Regions from separate parts of the Mus musculus genome. Here region 2 is linked to region 1. Evidence: chromatin loops called from intact Hi-C (ENCODE). Cell type or tissue: gastrocnemius. All regions are shown on one strand. Each heading gives the region's core, and the rest is flanking DNA. Links, peaks and the distances in the headings are about the cores only.

Region 1 (7,886 bases), core at 2,096-6,095:
ATTGTGTGAGGTGCAATGTATGCTTTGAGCTTTACTAAAGTGTCTCTAATGAATGTGGCTGCCCTTGCATTTGGTGCGTAGATATTCAGAATTGAGAGTTCCTCTTGGAGGATTTTACCTTTGATGAGTATGAAGTGTCCCTCCTTGTCTTTTTTGATAACTTTGGGTTGGAAGTCGATTTTATCCGATATTAAAATGGCTACTCCACCTTGTTTCTTCAGTCCATTTGCTTGGAAAATTGTTTTCCAGCCTTTCACTCTGAGGTAGTGTCTGTCTTTTTCCCTGAGATGGGTTTCCTGTAAGCAGCAGAATGTTGGGTCCTGTTTGTGTAGCCAGTCTGTTAGTCTATGTCTTTTTATTGGGGAATTGAGTCCATTGATATTAAGAGATATTAAGGAAAAGTAATTGTTGCTTCCTTTTATTTTTGTTGTTAGAGTTGGCATTCTGTTCTTGTGGCTGTCTTCTTTTTGGTTTGTTGAATGATTACTTTCTTAGTTGTTCTAGGGCGTGATTTCCGTCCTTGTATTGCTTCTTTTCTGTTATTATCCTTTGAAGGGCTGGATTCGTGGAAAGATATTGTGTGAATTTGGTTTTGTCGTGGAATACTTTGGTTTCTCCATCTATGGTAATTGAGAGTTTGGCCGGGTATAGTAGCCTGGGCTGGAATTTGTGTTCTCTTAGTGTCTGTATAACATCTGTCCAGGCTCTTCTGGCTTTCATAGTCTCTGGTGAAAAGTCTGGTGTAATTCTGATAGGCCTTCCTTTATATGTTACTTGACCTTTCTCCCTTACTGCTTTTAATATTCTATCTTTATTTAGTGCATTTGTTGTTCTGATTATTATGTGTCGGGAGGAATTTCTTTTCTGGTCCAGTCTATTTGGAGTTCTGTAGGCTTCTTGTATGATCATGGGCATCTCTTTTTTTATGTTTGGGAAGTTTTCTTCTATTATTTTGTTGAAGATATTAGCTGGCCCTTTAAGTTGAAAATCTTCATTCTCATCAATTCCTATTATCCGTAGGTTTGGTCTTCTCATTGTGTCCTGGATTACCTGGATGTTTTGAGTTAGGATCCTTTTGCATTTTGTATTTTCTTTGACTGTTGTGTCGATGTTCTCTATGGAATCTTCTGCACCTGAGATTCTCTCTTCCATTTCTTGTATTCTGTTGCTGATGCTCGCATCTATGGTTCCAGATCTCTTTCCTAGGGTTTCTATCTCCAGCGTTGCCTCGCTTTGGGTTTTCTTTATTGTGTCTACTTCCCCTTTTAGTTCTAGTATGGTTTTGTTCATTTCCATCACCTGTTTGGATGTGTTTTCCTGTTTTTCTTTAATGATTTCTACCTGTTTGGCTGTGTTTTCCTGCTTTTCTTTAAGGGCCTGTAACTCTTTAGCAGTGCTCTCCTGTAATTCTTTAAGTGACTTATGAAAGTCCTTCTTGATGTCCTCCATCATCATCATGAGAAATGTTTTTAAATCTGGGTCTAGATTTTCGGTTGTGTTGGGGTGCCCACGACTAGGTGGGGTGGGAGTGCTGCGTTCTGATGATGGTGAGTGGTCTTGATTTCTGTTAGTAGGATTCTTACGTTTGCCTTTCGCCATCTGGTAATCTCTGAAGCTAGCTGTTTTATTTGTCACTGTTAAGAGCTTGTTCTTCAGGTGACTCTGTTAGCCTCTATGAGCAGACCTGGAGGGTAGCACTCTCCTTAGTTTCACTGGGCAGAGTATTCTCTGCAGGCAAGCTCTCTTCTTGCAAGGCAGGTACCCAGATATCTGGTGTTCGAACCAGACTCCTGGCAGAAGTTGTGTTCCACTCACTAGAGGTCTTTGGATCACGTGTGGAATCCTGTGTGGGCCCTTGCGGGTGTCAGGCGACTCAGCTGGCAAGGTAGCCCGGGGCTCGAGTGGAGTGGAAGGGGTTTGTGCCCCAGATCAAGCCCGGGTAGCCTGCTTCCCTATGTACTGCAGTCTCAAGTTCCGCGCGATTGGATTGGGGCAGGCGCTGTGTTCCACTCACCAGAGGTCTCAGGGTCCCGTGGGGAGTCCCGTGTGGGCCCTTGCGGGTGTTGGGCAAGACTCTGCTGGCAAGGTAGCCCGGGGCTCGAGTCTCGAGTCGAGTGGAAGGGACTTGTGCCCCAGATCAGGCCCGGGTAGCCTGCTTCCCTATGTACCGCAGTCTCAAGTTCCGAGCGATTGGATTGGGGCAGGCGCTGTGTTCCACTCACCAGAGGTCTTAGGGTCCCGTGGGGAGTCCCGTGTGGGCCCTTGCGGGTGTTGGGCAAGACTCTGCTGGCAATCAGTTGATCAGTCTTAAAACCTAATCTGTGTAAGGCAAATGTTTTATCTCTTCAAATAGAAAATATCACTGAATATCAGTAAAATGTTACATTTTCCAATTCACACAGGTTTGAAATGTGCGTGCATAAAGTGAATATGGAATAGATTAATACTATCCCCAAAGATGTGTGATTTATAAATGTTTCTTTATTTGATTTAAATCTATTTCAGGCACATCATACCAAGAATGGTGCTCACTATCCGACAGGAAATAAGCATAGGATTAAAAGTCCTGTGAGATCTTCTGGGGAGCAACTCACTTATTCCAGCAAGAACTCATATTTTTTTCTAGTAAAATGTATCATGAAATGCATCATAAATGATAACAGTCTAATTATATAGAGCTCAGAAGTATTAAGAATGTGCAAGTCATGTAATGCAAATTAAATTTTATAGTTATCAGTACCATCCCCTTGCTAAAGATGGTTCCATTCAACACACTGGCTTGGGTAATTCTCGCAAACCCATCTACAGTATGTATTGCAGTGTCTTCTCAGGCCAGAAAGGGCATGTCTCTATTCCACAAGGGAACTTCAAGCAAAGATACCAGGAACCACAGGCAGGGTTCAATTCGCAGTAACTACAGCATTGTGATGATAATATACTGTGAGGACTGCAGAATAAGGAGGTGACTTCTAAATTGTGCAGACAGTTAAATCAGAAAGTTGTAAAGTTATAATACTTCTGATTCATCACAAGGCCCCTTTTTGGCTTGAAATACTGTATTTTACGTTTAGAGCTATTTTTTTATCTAGGAAAAGTCACATTTCTACTGCCATGAGTGGTCTTCATGAAGACTGTGGTTCCATTTCATATGTGGTTTTAAAGTATTTACTCTTCTGGAAAGACATTTTATTATTGCTGTCATGTGTGTGCACATACATATCAGCCTGGAGTTTGAATCCAAGTAGGAACAGGTTGAAGGTTTCCTGAAATTGCTTTTATTTATTTATTTTTTAATATTTTTTATTATTACATATTTTCCTCAATTACATTTAGAATGCTATCCCAAAAGTCCCCCATATCCTCCCCCCACTTCCCTACCCACCCATTCCCATTTTTTGACCCTGGCATTCCCCTGTACTGGGGCATATAAAGTTTGCCTGTCCAATGGGCCTCTCTTTCCAGTGATGGCCGACTAGGCCATCTTTTGATACATATGCAGCTAGAGTCAAGAGCTCCGAGGTAATGGTTAGTTCATAATGTTGTTGCACCTACAGGGTTGCAGATATCTTTAGCTCCTTGGATACTTTCTCTAGCTCCTCCATTGGGGGCCCTGTGCTCCATCCAATAGCTGACTGTGAGCATCTACTTATGTGTTTGCTAGGCCCTGGCCTAGTCTCACAAGAGACAGCTATATCAGGGTCCTTTCAGCAAAATGTTGCTAGTTTATGTCCGAGTCCCTTCCGGTTCACTGAAATTGCTTTTTAACTTCTCTTTTTGCGATTAAACTTTCACTAACTTCAAAGGTTACTATTTGTCTCTGATTGTTGGTCAGGTCGGTGGGGCTTGGCATCTTCCAGGCTCTCCCCTTCAATGTGAGGTTATAGAAACACACTGTCTGACTTAGCTTTTAAGAGAATATTACAGATTCTAACTCATGTCCTTATTCTTACAGCTCATGGAGCATCTCTCCAAGTCTGAGAATGTCATTTTTCTTACTGAAAACAAGATAGGACAAAACTTGCAGCTAAATTCTCAATCCATCACTGTTGGTGTTTGTATGTTTTAATATGGTGCTGTTTTAAAAATGTATTGAGCCCCGCGCCACCTCTGCCCCAGCCCACCCAGTGACCTTGGGCAAGTCCCAGGCGCCTAGGCCCGACTCCCCCAGGGCGCCTGGTCCCCGAGGCCCCTTCCTCACCTGGGACGAGGGTGGACATGCACTAGGCTTGGGCGCCACCTGCCTGGCTGCCCCTGGACCGCTGGATCAGGGCAGAAACACTCATGGGGTCCAGTGGTGCAAGCCAGGGGGCACCAATAAAGCAGAGGCGGGCGATGCGAGGGGAAAAAAATGTATCGAGGCCAGACAGTAAAACTTCCCAGCTTAGATCTTTAGATATGGTCTCTCATATCATATGGCCTGGGGCTTGCTGCCTTCCTCTCATCCCATGGCTATCTAGCCCTGGACTTAGGTGTGAATATCTTCTCTTTAAATGAAATTTTAATTTAGCGGTAAGTACAGTATACATAGACAGGTAAGATGAGGATGGCTTCTTATAGGCAGGACATATATTTGTCATGAAGACTGTCATTATAATATATAGATTCTGTCTCTATATCACATTTACAACTGCATCAGATGAAGCTATTCCATGAATTGCACTTGGATCTACAAGACTTGAGGACACTGGTGCTCTCCTTTTTTTACTCCAGCTTTTTTTCTAATTTATCTCTTCATTGAAGGACCCTTAGTGGCTCATGCAGACCTCTGGTATCTGACAACCACTGCATGCAGAAAGCTGGGCAAGTGCATTTCATCCCTGTGGTAAAGAGAAAGAATCATTTATGAAAACAAGTTTGGAGTCACATTTTCCTTAGGGAAATGCCAAATTATTCCTTTTCATCTCAAAATTACCATCCACTGTTCTGACTTGCCCTGGTGCTGTTTGTAGTTTGATGTTATCTTTGTTTCCTCAAGAGGGCCTGCCCCAGAAGAGGGATAGATCACTTACTCAGGTGATCTCACTGAACCTTCTTCCCATTCTGACTGGTCAAATAAACGCTAGAGCTGATGATTGGGCGGGGGAAGGAAGAGGTAGAGCAGGAGATCTCAAAGAGATGGAAGAGGAGGAGTTGGAAGGAAGATGGAGCAGAATCATATGGCCTGAAGAAGCCACAAGTAGTAAGGGGTCTTGTAGCTGGGGAATAAATTAGTATAATGATAAATCTGCCCAATATAGGCATATAGCTTATAAATATAATAACTGAGTTATATGATTAACTGAGTGAAGCATGATTGTCCTGGTTTTACAAAGAAATTAAACCTTTGAGTATTCAAGTGACTGCTCAAAGTCACAAAGCTGGAATTACTCCCAAATTTGTCCAAGATCATTAGTTATCTTTACATTTCTTGGGTACCATCTTAAAATACTTAATCCAGATGCTAGGCGAATCCTTTCAAATTATCTGCTTTCAATGTGAGGACAAGCTCAAAATGCTGAGAAAATAAAAGGTAATTTCTACACATTCATTCTTCAGGATTGTTACATTATCAGAGTACACCTAAACCACATTGGTTTTTGTTGCTACTGCTATTGTTTGCTTGTTTGTTTGCTGTTTTGTTTGTTTGCTTGTCCTTTTGTTTTGTTTTGTTTTGTTTTGTAACCAGGAGAAACTACAGGTTCAAGGGAAAGGCTTCCATTTCATACATTTATGGATTTTTTTCCCCAGAGATTGGAGAACCAACTAGGTTGGAGCACATATGACAGTATCTTCAGATATCACTAGAGCTGTGGCAGTGTGATAAGGAACCCCAAAGAGTCACTCTGGTGGGCTACAAACAGGACCAGTGAACTTGTAGTACCTCCCAGCTCTTAGCTTCTGGACTTTCCACAAGGCACATAGCATGGATCACCTTGGCGACATCCTGTGAGTCTCAAGTCAGCTGCAACCCACATCCTCCCCATCCTCACCAACTGTACCTGGGTATATTCTCTTTTCTATAATTGTGTCAAATTCTATGACTGATTGGAAATTCCAGTATATCCCCAGACTCCATTAATCAACCAACCAATTTACAGGACTACTTTATAGGTATGCTTAACCATATATTGGGGAACGAAGTTAAAGGTGTACAAAGCAATATGCGACTGAACTCAGGCTTCCACTCTTAGGACTGCTTCCTGGCTTAGTTTTGTGTCTCATTTTTCTCAGTTTTGCTCCTGTAACAGAGACATCAAGATGCAGAACAGCACTGTAAGAAAACCATGTCCAAGACAGGTTCAGGTCTATGTTGTAGAGCAGTTTCCTTTCAATAGAAGGATAGGGGAGGCTTCTCCAACATAAACATAGTGTCACAAATCTGAGAAAGTTGAAAGAAGTTTCATTAGGGCCATCCTCAATGTTCGTAACACACTAAATACTTGTTGGAGGGGGAAACTCTGCCCAGCAGATCTCCTGAGAGGAGATTCTCAGATGTGCTGAGCTGCCGGAAAGTGGTGCATAGAGTTGCAGGGTTGCTGTCTTCCTGAGTCATGAAATGCTGGAATGGACTTCCAGTGATGCAGCTTCATATGAGCCATCCTGCTGCTGAGTGTACCCTTCAACACACTCATGCAACTAACCCCAACATACTCATTGGCTCATTATGTTGAACTTTGGGAGAAAAGTCAGTTTGTTCTGCTCTTAGTTCCTATCTGGGGTGAGTAGAAATCATGAAACAATTTATAATACAGCTCCCGTCTTGGGTCTTTAGCTAGTTGTATTTGCTTTTTGAACCATGTGGAATTTTGTGTCTCAGACACTAAAGTGTGTCTTGTTCAGTAAGTCTTACTGGATTTACTGGAGCAAAAAGATTCCTTTGGATTCTAATAATCATCCTAGAAAACAAGGCTCTAGACTCTGTTGTTTACATTGTGTAAAGATTGTTCTTGTATTATTCAAATGCAGATTTCTCTGCTCTCATATCTGGTTGCCATCTGGGCACGGTATAGAAATGATTATTCTAAGAACATGCTATCTCAAGCTGGGCATGGTGGCACACGCCTTTGATCCCAGCACTGAGGAGGCAGAGGCAGGGGGATTTGTGGGTTCAAGGCCAGCCTGGTCTTCAAAGTGAGTTCCAGGACAGCCAGGGCTACACAGAGAAACCCTGTCTCAAAAAACCAAAAAAAAAAAAAAATGCTATCTCAAGTTTATATAAAAATTGCTTAAAATTTATTCTTTTGTGTGTTAATAAAATTAGATCAGTCAATAACTGAGTGGAGAAAAGAACTGCTTGAACATCCACAAGTGGGGAGAGAGGAGAAAGAGAGAGGGAGGGAGGGAGGGAGAGAGAGAGAGAGAGAGAGAGAGAGAGAGAGAGAGAGAGAGAGAGAGAGAGGTAAGATAAGAGACAGAAGAGGAAAGAGAAGAGAAAAGAGAAGAGAGAAGAGAAGAGGATTCACCAAAATGAGAAAGTTTTGGTGACACCTGGAGCAGAGAGATCCAAATCAATACAAAATTGCAAGTATCTCAGAGATTTTGACTGAGAAGTAGCCAGATTAGACTAGGGGATTAGAAAATATTAGTAAATGCTTAGATATTGTGCTTTAAAGCCTACTACAAAGATCTTGTAGTCTGTCTCATTTATTTAAGAGCTAACCAGGATAAAGAAAAAAAATGATCATTTACAATTTACACAAACACCCCAAGAACCTCTCCATTAGTCACTGAGGTGTTCAGGTCTCCATGCTGCCTAATACTAGCCTGACTTGACTCTTCAGAGTCAGGCCTCAGCTTGCCTCTTTAAGGCTATGTTTCAGCTCTGTACTACTGAACTGACCTCAACAAAATTGGAAGTTGAAAAAGCAAGACAATTTGAGAGTTCATCTCTTCACTTATGGGTGTGA
Region 2 (7,886 bases), core at 2,306-6,305, 97 kb before region 1:
TGGATGCATAAACAGAAGGCATCTTTCTGTAATTTGTAAGAAATATATCTCAGCAGCAAAGATAGTCATTACCTTGGTATAAAGAGCTGAAAATAAATCCAAGCAAATGGAATCAGGAAACAAATTAGCCATTCTAATATCTAATATAATAGACTAGTTGAGAGGGAGAGAGACAGGGAGAGGGAGAGACAAGGAGAGAGAGATGGAGAGGGAGAGGGAGGGTGAGTGTGGAGAGGGCAAGGGAGGGTGAGTGGGGAGTGAGAGGGAGGGGAGGGCAAAGGGGAGCTAGAGGGAGGGAAGGGTGAGTGGGGGTGGGGTGGAGAGGGAGAGGGAGACAGAGAGAGAGAGAGAGAGAGACAGACAGACAGACAGACAGACAGGTCTCTCTCAAGCCCTAGTCTTTAGTTCTATGAAGTATTATAGTATATTTGCAAATGTTAGGTGACATTCCATCATGTTGTGAACACAGTTGCATCCAAGTCCATATTGGGATGATAGTAAAAATTAACTTTTTGGTTCATTATGAGAAAATAAATATGCTTCCCCAGTTATTTCACTCCACTGCAAAAATGTCTAATAGCTGTCCATGGCAAGTAGCTTCAAACATATTCAAAACTTAGAAGCTTTGACCATGTTTTGGACTCTCCCTTTCTTTTTACTTCCCACAAAGCATGCATAGGATTTCTTCTAGGTTTTAGAAAGCTACACCCAGCTTTATCCTCATTGTGCACATGATTCTTGCTGTTCAGAATACCTTTCCTTTGCTTGTGAAGATGTTTGAGCACTCTGAGTGTGCTACAGTCTTGTGGAAGTTGGTGTTGATTGTCCAGCTGATAAAATTCTGAATCACCTGAGAGATGAAGCTCTCAGCATTTTTCCAGGGCATCATCTTGATCATGTTATTTGATGTGTGGAGGTATGTGATGGTTTGATTAGGAATGATCCCCTTAGGCTCATATATTTGAATGCTTCGTTATTGGGGGGTGGAACTCTTTGAAAGGATTAGAAGATGCAGCCTTCTTCTAGTGAAGGTGGGCTTTGGGGTTTCACAAGCTCAATCCAGGGACAATGTGTCTCTTTCTCTCTTCCTGTATATCTAGATGTAGAAATCTCAACTACTTCTCTAGGACCATGTCTACTTGTGTGCTATCAAGAAGACAATGGACTAAACTTCTAAAACTCTAAGCAAGACTCAGTGAAATGTTTTCCTTTATCAGAGATATCATGGCCATGATATCTCTTCAGAGTAACAGAACATTTGCTATGACAAATTTCATCTTAATTATGGGCTGGACCATTTCCTGAGCTGGGCATTTTGGGCTGTATAAAATATAGAAAGTGAGCTGAACACTAGCACACATTCATCTCTATGCTTCTTTATTGTAGATGTGATATGGGAAACTACTGTATGCTATTGTTGTCTTTCTTTCTTACTATGATGGATGGTAACCTATAACTATAAGCCAAAATAAGCCCTTTTTCCTTAAGCTGCCATTGTCAGAGTATCTTATTGTACGAAAGGAAACTAAGGCAAATCCATGCATTGCATTTCAGAGAGACCTATTTTGACCCCTTAATGAATATCTAACTCTAGTTCAAACATTTTCATAAAACCCTAACTGGTTGTATTTATTTCATAACATTGACATTTTAATTTTTTCTTGTTATTTTTTCATTATTAATTTGCTTAGCAATTGTACCAAAGGCCTTGCTCCTGGTTATCACTATAGTGTTTATAAGAAAGTATCATTTAAAAAGTATTGTGTTGCCACACCCACTCTAGTAGTGACTGCGGGACAGGCCCAAAAGCTTTGATGAAATCCCAAGGTGAATAGTTCACTGAAACTTAGTCTCCTTGAACCATGGCATCTTCTAAAACGAATGCTCCAAACTTGTTCTTGCATTGGTAAGTGAATGGAACTGTGTGCTTTATTTCAGTATTGTTTTATTATAGGTGCCTCCAAGCAAAGACTTACCAAATACCTAAGCAAAATTGAACTTTGCTTCCTGTGTTCACCAATGTACTAGGTGAGCTTGAGCCGACCCTGAGCTTGCAATTCAGTAAGAATGTTACCTATTCAGTAACATTCAGAATTGCTTCTATTATTGTAAGAGAGATAGTAAAAGAAATCAGGCATTACTATCTACTACATAGAGTTAGAAACGACAGGGCAAGCTTAGCAAAGTAAGTTTAGAATTCTTATTATAGTTATGTATGGCAGACTACATTGCTTATTAGTAGAAAGTTTGCCCCCCCCCCACCTCCACACAATCACTTAGAATAAAAGCCGAGTCACTCCCATAAACAGGAATTTACAATGGTTAGGAAGTAGATCAGGCTGTGGTTTGAGGAGGAACTAGAGTATTGCATTATTCATGAGAAGGTCAGCTAGAGCAGGACTCCCTAATTAGAACTATGGCTTGGGCATCAAAGCCCTTGCCCTGGGAGCATAACGACCTCACACCTAGCTTCTAAGAATATAGGTAACCTTAGATAAAGCTGACTTTGTCTCAGTTGTTTTATTGCCTAGTTCCTGCCAGTCTTTATGCTTGAATTCCTCTGTTTTGTGTAAGAGTCATTAAGCACCTGGTAACTTCATTGTACCTTGGCTGATATGTCACCTAATTTCCTTATTTTCTTCTGTATTAAAATTCTGATGCTTGCTTTGAGAAATTACATTAAGAAACAGCACTCTTTGTGTATCCCTGTCTGTTTGTCATCTGTGCCAACTCATTACTTGCCTGATTAATGAAACCCTGATTGTCCCATAGATTGAGGGACCAACTGAGTCCAGTCCATGGCATTGAGTGAATATCATAAGTAGGATAATAGCAAATTGCCTGAGGGCAGTGAAAGTATCACCAGAAGGATAAGTATGACATAGCACATTTTGTCATTACTGAATTATTATTATATATATGTGGGTTCATGTTTGTTTATTTGTGGACAAACATTTATAGGTGCATGTACATATATGCATGTGTGTGGAATTCAGATTTCAACACTTGTTGACATTCACCAGGAGCTATGCAAATTCCTAGGCAAATGGATGGACCTGGACGGCATCATCCTGAGTGAGGTAACCCAATCACAAAGGAACTCACACAATATATACTCACTGATAAATGGATATTAGCCCAGAAACTTAGGATACCCAAGATATAAGATACAATTTGCTAAACACATGAAACTCAAGAAGAACGAAGACCAAAGTGTGGACACTTTGCCCCTTCTTAGAACTGGGAACAAAACACCCATGGTAGGAGTTACAGAGACAAAATTTGGAGCTGTGACGAAAGGATGGACCATTTAGTGATCGCCATATCCAGGGATCCATCCCATAATCAGCTTCCAAACGCTGACACCATTGCATACACTAGCAAGATTTTGCTGAAAGGACCCAGATATAGCTGTCCCTTGTGAGACTATGCCGGGGCCTAGCAAACACAGAAGTGGATGATCACAGTCAGCTATTGGATGGGTCACAGGGCCCCCAATGGAGGAGCTAGAGAAAACACCCAAGGAACTAAAGGGAACTGCAACCCTATAGGTGGAACAACAATATGAATTAACCGGTACCCCGGAGCTCTTGTCTCTAGCTGCATATGTATCAAAAGATGTCCTAGTCGGCCATCACTGCAAAGAGAGGCCCATTGGACTTGCAAACTTTATATGCCCCAGTACAGGGGAACGCCAGGGCCAAAAAGGGGGAGTGGGTGAGTAGGGGAATGGGGGTGGGGTGGGTATGGGGGACTTTTGGGATAGCATTGGAAATGTAAATGAGGAAAATACCTAATTAAAAAAATATGTCTTTTATAGGAACCTGAGGCTTTCCTATTAGTCTGCAGTAAGCCACATAGATCTGCTTACCTCAGTACTGGATTGCAAACACAAATCAAGACATCTGTTTTTGATCTGGGTGTTGGATCCTGGTCATAATGTTTTCTCAGCAAGCAGCTAAGAAGGGGATAAGTCCCCTTCTTAGCCCTAGCATGACCTACTTTATTCTCAGACATTCTATGTTCCTTCTGCCCTATTTGTTCATATAGCCATTTTCATCTTACAATCAATATAATGCCTCTCACACAGTCTCTCTGTTTCCCCATTGTCTTCCTCATCTGAAGACTATAGCTTTGCAGTTAATCTATCTATAGTTTTCTCGAATCTCTGCTGTACAGTGATTCTTCCTCTCCATCTCAGCTCTATTGCTTGATTTTTGTGGTATCCATCCAGAGTGTGAGAGTTTCTGCCCATTAACTAGCAGTCAGAGATTCCTTCCAATCCAGGAGCATCATGAGAACAATGGCAGGCATTGAATTACACACACACACACACACACACACACACACACACACACTCACACAGACACAAACACACACACACACACACACACACACACACACACACACACACACAGAAGGGCATCTATCTCCTCCTGACCTTGAATACTAAATCTATATCCTATTTATCTTAATGGCTACACAATTATTCACGAAGACTCAGAAATGGCAAAAACCCATGATCTGCACTAACTTTAAAATATAATTGGTTGAACAAAAATATAATTATTCTCCAACAATTTTCAAAGGCACCCTTCAGATAATTTTCTGAACAGTATCTTCCTACAAAGCATATTGCCCTAATTCTTTCAGTTATTTAAATCCTACTCATTTTTCTAAATTATGCATTAGATTTTTGTTACTCTTATGTCCCAATATATTAAAAATATGTTCCTTTCAAAAGACTTCAGTGTAATTTAAGGGGGGAGAGGCGTGTGTGTGTGTTTTAATATAAGATTTAGAAGTTCCTTCACTACTTGGATCTGACATAGTAAAATACCAGGATAGCATACAGACAGAGATACAGTTATCATCAAGTACAGTTCAAGAAATGAGCAAGCACTTATATTCTGTGCATGGAGTGCAGAGTAGAAGAAAATGAAAGGCCTTCTTCAGCTGTAGAGATGGCTCAGTGGTTAAGAACTGTGGCTGTTTGTCCAAAGGATCCAGGTTTAATTCCCAGCACCAACACGGTAGCTCACAAATGTCTGTGATTCCTATTCTAAGGGATCTAACTACCTCACAAATGCAGACAAAACACCAATGTACATAAAATAAATAAATCATATTTAAAAGGCCTTCTTATATAACACGGGCAGCTTATTTCTAATCATAAGAAATTAAAAAGGAGAAAGAGGAGCAGAAGAAAAAGGAGGAGGAGGAGGAGGAGGAGGAGGAGGAGGAGGAGGAAGAGGAGGAACAGAAGGAGGAGGAGGAGGAGGAGGAGGAGGAGGAGGAGGAGGAGGAGGAGGAGGAGAAGGAGAAGGAGAAGGAGAAGGAGAAGGAGAAGGAGAAGGAGAAGGAGAAGGAGAAGGAGAAGGAGAAGGAGAAGGAGAAGGAGAAGGAGAAGGAGAAGGAGAAGGAGAAGGAGAAGGAGAAGGAGAAGGAGAAGGAGAAGGAGAAGGAGAAGGAGAAGGAGAAGGAGAAGGAGAAGGAGAAGAAGAAGAAGAAGAAGAAGAAGAAGAAGAAGAAGAAGAAGAAGAAGAAGAAGAAGAAGAAGAAGAAGAAGAAGAAGACAATGACAGAACACACACAAACACAGTAGGTGTGGAAGATAGGGAGAAATGTCCATACTTAACAGAGTAAAAACACATGTTAAGTGAAATTGCCTTCCAATTATATAAAAAAGCATTAATATACTTCATGGACATACTTTATTTCCATGCTATACATGCCTCTTATTGCATATTTAGTATCAAAAATCCAAAAGATTCAATAAATGGAGATAATTGAAAAAAGACTCTCTTGCCTTCTTATTTTAGATAAGGAATATATGAATGGTCTTGATAAAGACATTATCATACCACCAGCTTAGGTTCTTCATGTTTGACAACATAAGGCCAAAAAGATAGTTGTAAATCATTGTGAATGGTATTTCAATATTTTTCCTTCACTAATGGTTTTTGCTTCCCTTTGAAAGGTCTGAAAACTATATGTGCTTACATTTATCATTTAAAAATTGATGAGGGAAAATAGGGGTTCCTACTCTGAACCTATCAGCACTATGTGTGATTATTTTTTTTTCCAATTTTTATTAGGTATTTTCTTCATTTACATTTCAAATGCTATCCTGAAATTCCCCCAGACCCTCCTCTGTCCCTTACCCACCCACTCTCACTTCTTGGCACTCTTTATTTATTTATTTATTTATTTATATTAGGTATTTTCCTCGTTTATATTTCCAATGCTATCCCAAAAGTCCCCCATACCCACCCCCACAAGCCCCTACCCACCCACTCCCCCTTTTTGGCCCTGGCGTTCCCCTGTACTGGGGCATATAAAGTTTGCAAGTCCAATGGGTCTCTCTTTGCAGTGATGGCCGACTAGGACATCTTTTGATACATATGCAGCTAGAGACAAGAGCTCCGGGGTACTGGTTATTTCATATTGTTGTTCCACCTATAGGGCTGCAGTTCCCTTTAGCTCCTTGGGTACTTTCTCTAGCTCCTCCCTTGGGGGCCCTGTGACCCATCCAATAGCTGACTGTGATCATCCACTTCTGTGTTTTCTTTCAGTTTTGTTCCACAAATGTCTTAAAAAGATATAGTCACAGATGTTTACACATGTTCTAGCTTTTTATCAGTCAGCCATAACACATAAATACTTACTCTTATTACTACAGTGCTGATCATTATTAATCTGCTAAATAACATATAATTTAAATGTTTAAAATAAATAATAAAAATGTTATTAGAAAATATAGAGAGCATTTTTTCTTTCTTTTATTTTATATTTTTGTTATTCTTATGTCCCAATATATTTAAAAAAAATGTTCCTTTCAAAAGACTTCAGTGTAATTTGTGTGGGGGGGAGGGGCATGTGTGTGTGTGTGTGTGTGATATAAGTAAGTCAGTTAGTAGAGTCCTTGTCTATCACACACAGAGCCCTGAGATCAATCTTCAGCACCAAGAAAGCATAATGGCGGCACATTCCAATAGTCCCTGCAGTTGGGAGCTAGATACAGGAGAATCATGAGTTCAAGGTCACCATTGGCTCCATAGCAATTTTGAAGTTAGCCTACAGTACATGAGACTGTCTCAAAAATAACTATTATAAATATTTTAAATTCTGTACTGTGCAAAATCCTGCTAGCTACATTTTCCTCTGCTCTAATTTTTATGCATGTAATTATAAGTTGGCCTAATTAATTATCATGATTATAGTACTTGTAATTTCTTTTAAGGAAAAACAAAACAAAAACAAAGTATGAACACACAAGAACTTCTTATTCTCTTAAACATTTGATATTGTATAAACTAAAATCCTCCTTCTAATAGATAGGTCAAACATTCAATCATAACATTCTCCTTAGAAAAGAAATAGATATAATCCAAATTGGTCATGATATTCCTAAACTCAGAATCTATATCCCTGGGATTCTCTTGGGCTTATCCATATGTGTTGACCACAATTTCACCCTCTTAGCTATTCTTCCATGAAAACAAAGTATTTCAGTGTTGAACTATAATATATTGCTTTAAAGCTATTTAATAGCTACTAAATTAAATATTGGAATAATTTGGGGATGGTATCTGTGAAAGCCTATGAATCATTTACAACCACTCACAATGGCAGTGTGGCCAATGTAGATTATCAGTGAGAAGCTGCAGCCTACTTTCAGGCATGTATCAGTGTGAAGAATGTATACATAGTTTGCATAAGTTTTCTTCTAGGAAGGTTTACTTGGGATCTTTATTTACTTATTTTGTTTTACTTAGCTTACTTATTTTAACTTAGTATTTGATGTTTAACTGAGAACATTTTAAAATACCTTTTATACTCAGAATATGATTTCTTTTAAAATACCCAACAGATATTAAGCCAAA

What was found. Peaks named below come from ENCODE experiments on the same cell type or tissue, not always from the same donor. Only the 100,000 strongest peaks of a DNase experiment are listed, where the experiment ranks them.
Region 2: a loop joins it to region 1, with 5 times the contacts of the local background. A loop is called at or near these places in 12 of 42 quality-filtered maps.

The regions. Positions count from the first base shown.
Region 1 is chr1:102,117,295-102,125,180 of GRCm38, reverse strand. No RefSeq gene overlaps it. Among named protein-coding and RNA genes, the nearest start is that of Gm24122, 15 kb to the right of the region's middle. In gastrocnemius, for the core only: no CTCF peak of the experiment used is centred there; a DNase peak (open chromatin) is centred at 4,238.
Region 2 is chr1:102,214,301-102,222,186 of GRCm38, reverse strand. It overlaps the pseudogene Gm3116. Among named protein-coding and RNA genes, the nearest start is that of Gm24122, 110 kb to the right of the region's middle. In gastrocnemius, for the core only: no CTCF peak of the experiment used is centred there; no DNase peak of the experiment used is centred there.